Regions from separate parts of the Homo sapiens genome. Here region 2 is linked to region 1. Evidence: chromatin contacts called from ENCODE Hi-C or POLR2A ChIA-PET data. All regions are on one chromosome and are shown on one strand. The core of a region is the stretch at or near the end of the contact, and the rest is flanking DNA. Distances in the headings are between cores, read along the strand shown. Region 1 overlaps SEMA3D (semaphorin 3D). Region 2 overlaps SEMA3D (semaphorin 3D).

Region 1 (2,580 bases), core at 24-2,523:
ACACTAGGCTGTACAGGAACACATGTTACTCCAGGTTGCACGTACATACTGCACTTCTACTATGTCTCCTACTCTGGAGTGTGACCTGTGTCAGGGCAAAGACCATGGTGTAATTATTTTGGAATTCCCAGCACCTAGCTCAGAGTCTGAGACAAATTCAGTGCTTAATAATTGTTTGTATGACTGAGGAAATGTGCTCTGCTGAAATATAGGGACTATGTTGGGTGGAAATAAGTGAGACTAGACATAAAGCCAGCATCTAGATGATTACAGCCTATGATGGCAGGTTGAAGATTTTGGTTATTATGCAGGTGATTTGAAGCTACTAAAATGTTTTATTCAGAAAAGTGGCAACAACTATAGCTGAGTGTTACAAAGATAAGTCTGGCTAAATTATCCAAGTGGATGAGAATGGGGAAAGGTGGGGTCAGGAAGACTATCCAGAGGTTCTGAAACATGGTGAATCCCTGAATTACGGCAATGAGAGGAGGAAAATGTTTAAGAGCTGTTTATGTCATTTTTTTGTCTTTACTTACACAGTGAGAAAAATAAATATAAAGTTGATATAGCCACTTGCTTTATTTTCTTTCATCATAACCAATTCTATGGGGTTTAGTTTCAAACCAACTTTACAAGAAAAAACAGCTGAAAAAACAGTGACTAACCTGGGGTATTATCATTTCCAAATGATTTAACATTGCCCTGTGACAATGCTAGCAGCAAAACGATTAAACATCCTTCAACAATTCATTGTAGCCAAATTAAATAATTAGATTTAGGCATTACATATTAAAATTTCTTAGGCTGACACACACATTATGAAAAGACTTTGGGACAGGGATTGGAACAAGTTCCCTCTTTTCCAACCAGCTTATCTTTCTTGTATTTCTGCCAAACCAAGCAAAGTCATTTTTGTTTCCACAGGATTATCAACCAAAACAGAAAAAAAATTGGTAATTTTAGAGCCTGTATCTTAACACGTAAAGCTAAGACACTCAGTGGATTTCATAAATCAGAAATGGATGCTGGCTCTGCTGGGTTCAAACTCATCAAAGTTGAATAATAATAATTTGGCAATACACTTCAGAGCTTTTTAAAAAAAATTCTAAACTGGAAATTCTTGGGCATGCGATTTTTGAGATTGTCCATAGTTTTAAAGCTTTTTGGACAGGAACTTTGTTTTTTTATTTTTCCCCTTGGGTAAAAGGGTGAGTGTGTTGCTTCACACGTGCCATTGAGAGGAGGCCAGCTCTGTGCTTGGTTAAACAGCCCCACCCTTCCTCGGGATGTCAGCAGCACTTACCTCTAGGTCCTAAATGACTCCTTTGTTTTATCTCCCTAAACCTTTGACCTAATCCACCATAATTCTTCTTTTTCACTGTTCCTTTTAGCAGTGCATTCTCCTATTACCTTGTTCCCAGTTTCTAATCTTAATCACCCAGATGTTCAAATTCCCACTTTTGTTCTAGCAACACAGTTTTGGAAAAAACTACAATCTCATTATTTCCAAAATTAATGAAGCAAGGACACGATTTTTTATTTATCTACTTGCTTAAATATAGAAATCATTGCATATTACAAATTTTGATGGATGGATGACACAGAGAAGATGTTCTTGACCCAGTACCAGTAAACCACCATGGGACAATGAAATGGTTCCGAGGATCGAATTTCATATAAACAACATGAAATTTTCACGTTTGTATGTATGTGTGCATTTTTTGAAGAGTTTCTTCATTTGTCTTTATTAACACCTCTTGATATCTTACCAGAAGTCACAGGGAGAAATATATGTTTTCCACATGTAGTTAGTAATCATATTTAAAATAATTTCCAATTGCTAGCACAAGAAAGTGAGTCACTACCCTCCCAAAATGTGACTTTTGCAGGCAATGACTGACTCATCTAAGAATACCAGGTATCTGCACATGCTGGAAAGACATTGATTACAAGTTTGACACACTCCTGTCCTCATGGAACTCACAGCCTAGTGGAGAGAAAATGTTCATCCACAACAAAAATGAAAATATACTTGTGACAAAGGACAACCATATAACATAGTAGACCATTAAGTATCTCTAATAGTAAAATGGAAATATCTTTTTATCTATATTTCCTTTAGCAAGCCTAATAAAATGAATCTCCTAATTGATAGCCAGATGCTCTGCTATTTAAGGGGAAGGATAAGGATTAGGTAATCTCTGCTCTTATTTGAAATAGTTTTGTTCTAAAAATAATTCTTTGTATCTCCCTTTTAGTGTCCCTTAATACAATTGTTCATTCAGCCTGGGGAAACATTTGACCCGATGGTCTATATTCTTCCTCTTCACCCCAGAAAGGAAGGGAGTGGTGAGTCATATTGAATCTAATAAATTTAGGATTAAGCAACACAGACTTCCTCAGTATTTGAGTGTTAAATGAACAAGATCCTATAACCTTGAAATCTTGCATTTATTGCCAGAGATCCCGAACTGGGTGGAGTTGTCAGTTTCTCTCACGAGAAGACTACATAGATTAAAAAAAAAAGAAAAGAAAAGAAAAGAAAAAAAATGCTTCCCACATCCTTTAAAGAACATTTTA
Region 2 (2,580 bases), core at 28-2,527, 57 kb after region 1:
ATGACTGGCTGCACTTTCAGCTAAAAATTTGTAACCTAGTATAAACACATAAATCAACTGTCAGTAAGGGTAGAGGAGGGTGTTAAATTGCAGTTTCCAGGCCATCATCTTCAAATTTTTCATTGCAGCAAGTCAAAGAGGGGTGATAAGGAATCTGGATTAATCATGAAAACACTCCAGGTGGTAGGACAGAATCTACCCCTTTTTAACAGTCATTGACTTTAAAATTGGTTCCCAAATCTAAAGTGCCAGACTCAAATTTTCCTCTAACTCTAGTCCTCATCTGTCTTTATTACCTAATTCATGAACCATTACATTATTTTCCATCTTCTGTCACTTCCATCCTCTGGTCATATACAAACCACATGTGTACTCTGAAGGTGTTTTGATGCAATTGATTTGGTAGGCAATGGGGAGCCATGTGTTGTTTTATAAACAAGAAAGACAAACTTTTCAAGTGGTCAAGGTTCTTCTCAATATTATCCAAAAATTTATTATGGCTTTATCTCTAACTAGGCTTCTAATTTGTGAATAAAATGATGTCTTATTCTCACTTAATCATCGTAGTGCTGAACTCCACTCCAGTTATGGGTGAGAACACAGTGACAGAATGTAAATGATTTGATGTAGCTGCAGAGCTATTCACTTTGACAGCAGGCTATCTAATACCAGTGCATACTCTTTCCTTCACACTGTCCTGCAGATAGTAGGATTTCAGTAACCATTATATGACTGGAGGAAGGAAGCAAGAAAGATAGGAAAGAAGGAAGTGAAGGAAGAGAGAATGACCAACTAGTGTTCAAGAAACACAAGCCATAAGTTCTACGGTAACTACTCCAGAGGTATCATATCTACCACATCTCTCCATGAACTATATCATTTGTGGATTAAAAACTGAACTGTTATTTTATTGAACTGCAAACAGTAATACTGAAAATAATATATATCTCAATTCCACTTTGATAAAATTGAGTTTTCAAGCCTAACAGGATAATGTCAAGCTACTTATTGATCTGATAGAAAACAAAAAGGTAAGGCATTATATAAATACAAGTAAATACGTGTTTTTTTTACCATTGAAGTGTGAACGAAATTGATATGGTTAAGAGATGGATGAACATGCAGTCAGAATGACAGAGATTACTATCAACCCAGCATGAAAGTATAGGACTGGGAAGATAATGGGTCTGATGAAATATAGAAAAAAAAATAAGGAAGTCAATAAACACATGAATAAGATCTGAGTCAGGCAGAATGAGTAAAATAAATACTATAAAGAACAAGAGAGACAGAGTCATAGTGAAAGAGAGAGAGAAATTGAAACTGAGATTTCCACGATGGAAAAAGAATTAGCCAGAAGGCAGCTTAGGCAAATGGGGGCGATGCGGTTTGCCTGACTCTCTGCCTGTAGAAACACGCATCATCATTCTAATGAGAACCTTGGGGAACAAGAAAACATCATAGCAGCACAGGAGGTAATGGGACCCTCCTAAACAGGACTGGTGGGACTGCACCTGGTGTTCAGACCCAGGCTTCTCATTATCCAAAAGGTGCAGGGAAGCTGGAAGGAGTTCAGAGACATGATGGAAAAATGATTAAGATACAAAGAAAGATGATTTCTGATGGAAGATTAAAGCACTAAAGAAGCTCAACTTGGATGAGCAACAAGTTGATAGACAAAGTACCTCTCTGCAAACCAGTAAAAGATATCAAAACTCTGGGGGAAGAAAGTATTATTTAATTTTTTACTAGGAGAAGAGGTTTATGAAGAATAATTGCAATGAAGCAGAAAAGAAGTCAACCCTAAAATTAGGAAGTGAAGTATAAAAATGCAAGCAATGACTACTTGCACGTATGGAGGAGGGGAATGGATAACATCAGTCGGACAATGTAAATAAAATACAGGCAACTTGACCACACAGAGGGTGACCATGATTCTGGAAGACAACACAATCAACATAAAATAAGGAAATATCAGAAAATTAATAATAATTCAAACTCAATTTCCAAAGGGACTAAAAATTTTAGCTTTATCTTCCATGTTTTGTTGTTACACTAGTCTTCACCTGAAATAGTAAATTAATTCAGCAGTTTCCAGAAGGGAACTAAATAAAATCAAATAATTGGTCCTTTTAACATGGCTTACAGTGATTCTTTGTGTTGGTTTGCAAATTAATATTTTAAAATATTAAAATGTGAATGAATCACTCACATAATTAGCAATAGGGGTAAATATAAAATATATAAATAACATATAGATAGATACAGAAATAAATCATAAATATTTTATAATGTTTTAATCATAAAATTGTTCCTCCCTCCCCTGCTGTAACTTTGCAGGGTATGAAAAACCCAGGCACCCATGGCCTCTGGAGGGGCAAAGAAGACAGGGCTGGAACTGAGGATGGTTGCGGGTGGAGTAGGCGGGGAGAGTTGCAAGAAGCAGGAAGAGAGGAAAACAACTACCATTCACGTAGGAGTGAGATGGCTCTTCACAGAAGGAAGCAAACAATTCTTAGGTGGGACTTACTTAACCATATGTTGCATGTACATATAGGCCAATCTGTGTTTTTTTCTATG

The links. Hi-C counts contacts between places; a loop is a spot of excess contacts on that map. ChIA-PET counts read pairs that join two places held with the same protein, here RNA polymerase II (POLR2A). Pooled maps may share reads with other maps.
Region 2: a map of PC-3 shows a loop between it and region 1 (2.8-fold over the local background). The contact joins two enhancer-like sites. A Hi-C loop is called at or near these places in 6 of 168 maps with a recorded cell type or tissue (PC-3, aorta, ascending aorta and 3 more) and 3 of 50 pooled maps. POLR2A ChIA-PET finds 5 or more read pairs at or near these places in 1 of 52 experiments (Panc1).

Annotation. Positions count from the first base shown.
Region 1 is chr7:85,102,263-85,104,842 of GRCh38, forward strand. The region is part of intron 3 of SEMA3D (semaphorin 3D); the gene reads right to left. Among named protein-coding and RNA genes, the nearest start is that of SEMA3D, 84 kb to the right of the region's middle. Within about 2 kb of position 1,274, at least 3 of the 41 ENCODE cell types and tissues checked have a DNase peak (open chromatin) inside an H3K27ac peak, as active enhancers do.
Region 2 is chr7:85,159,139-85,161,718 of GRCh38, forward strand. All of the region lies in intron 1 of SEMA3D (semaphorin 3D), which reads right to left. Among named protein-coding and RNA genes, the nearest start is that of SEMA3D, 27 kb to the right of the region's middle. Within about 2 kb of position 1,278, at least 3 of the 41 ENCODE cell types and tissues checked have a DNase peak (open chromatin) inside an H3K27ac peak, as active enhancers do.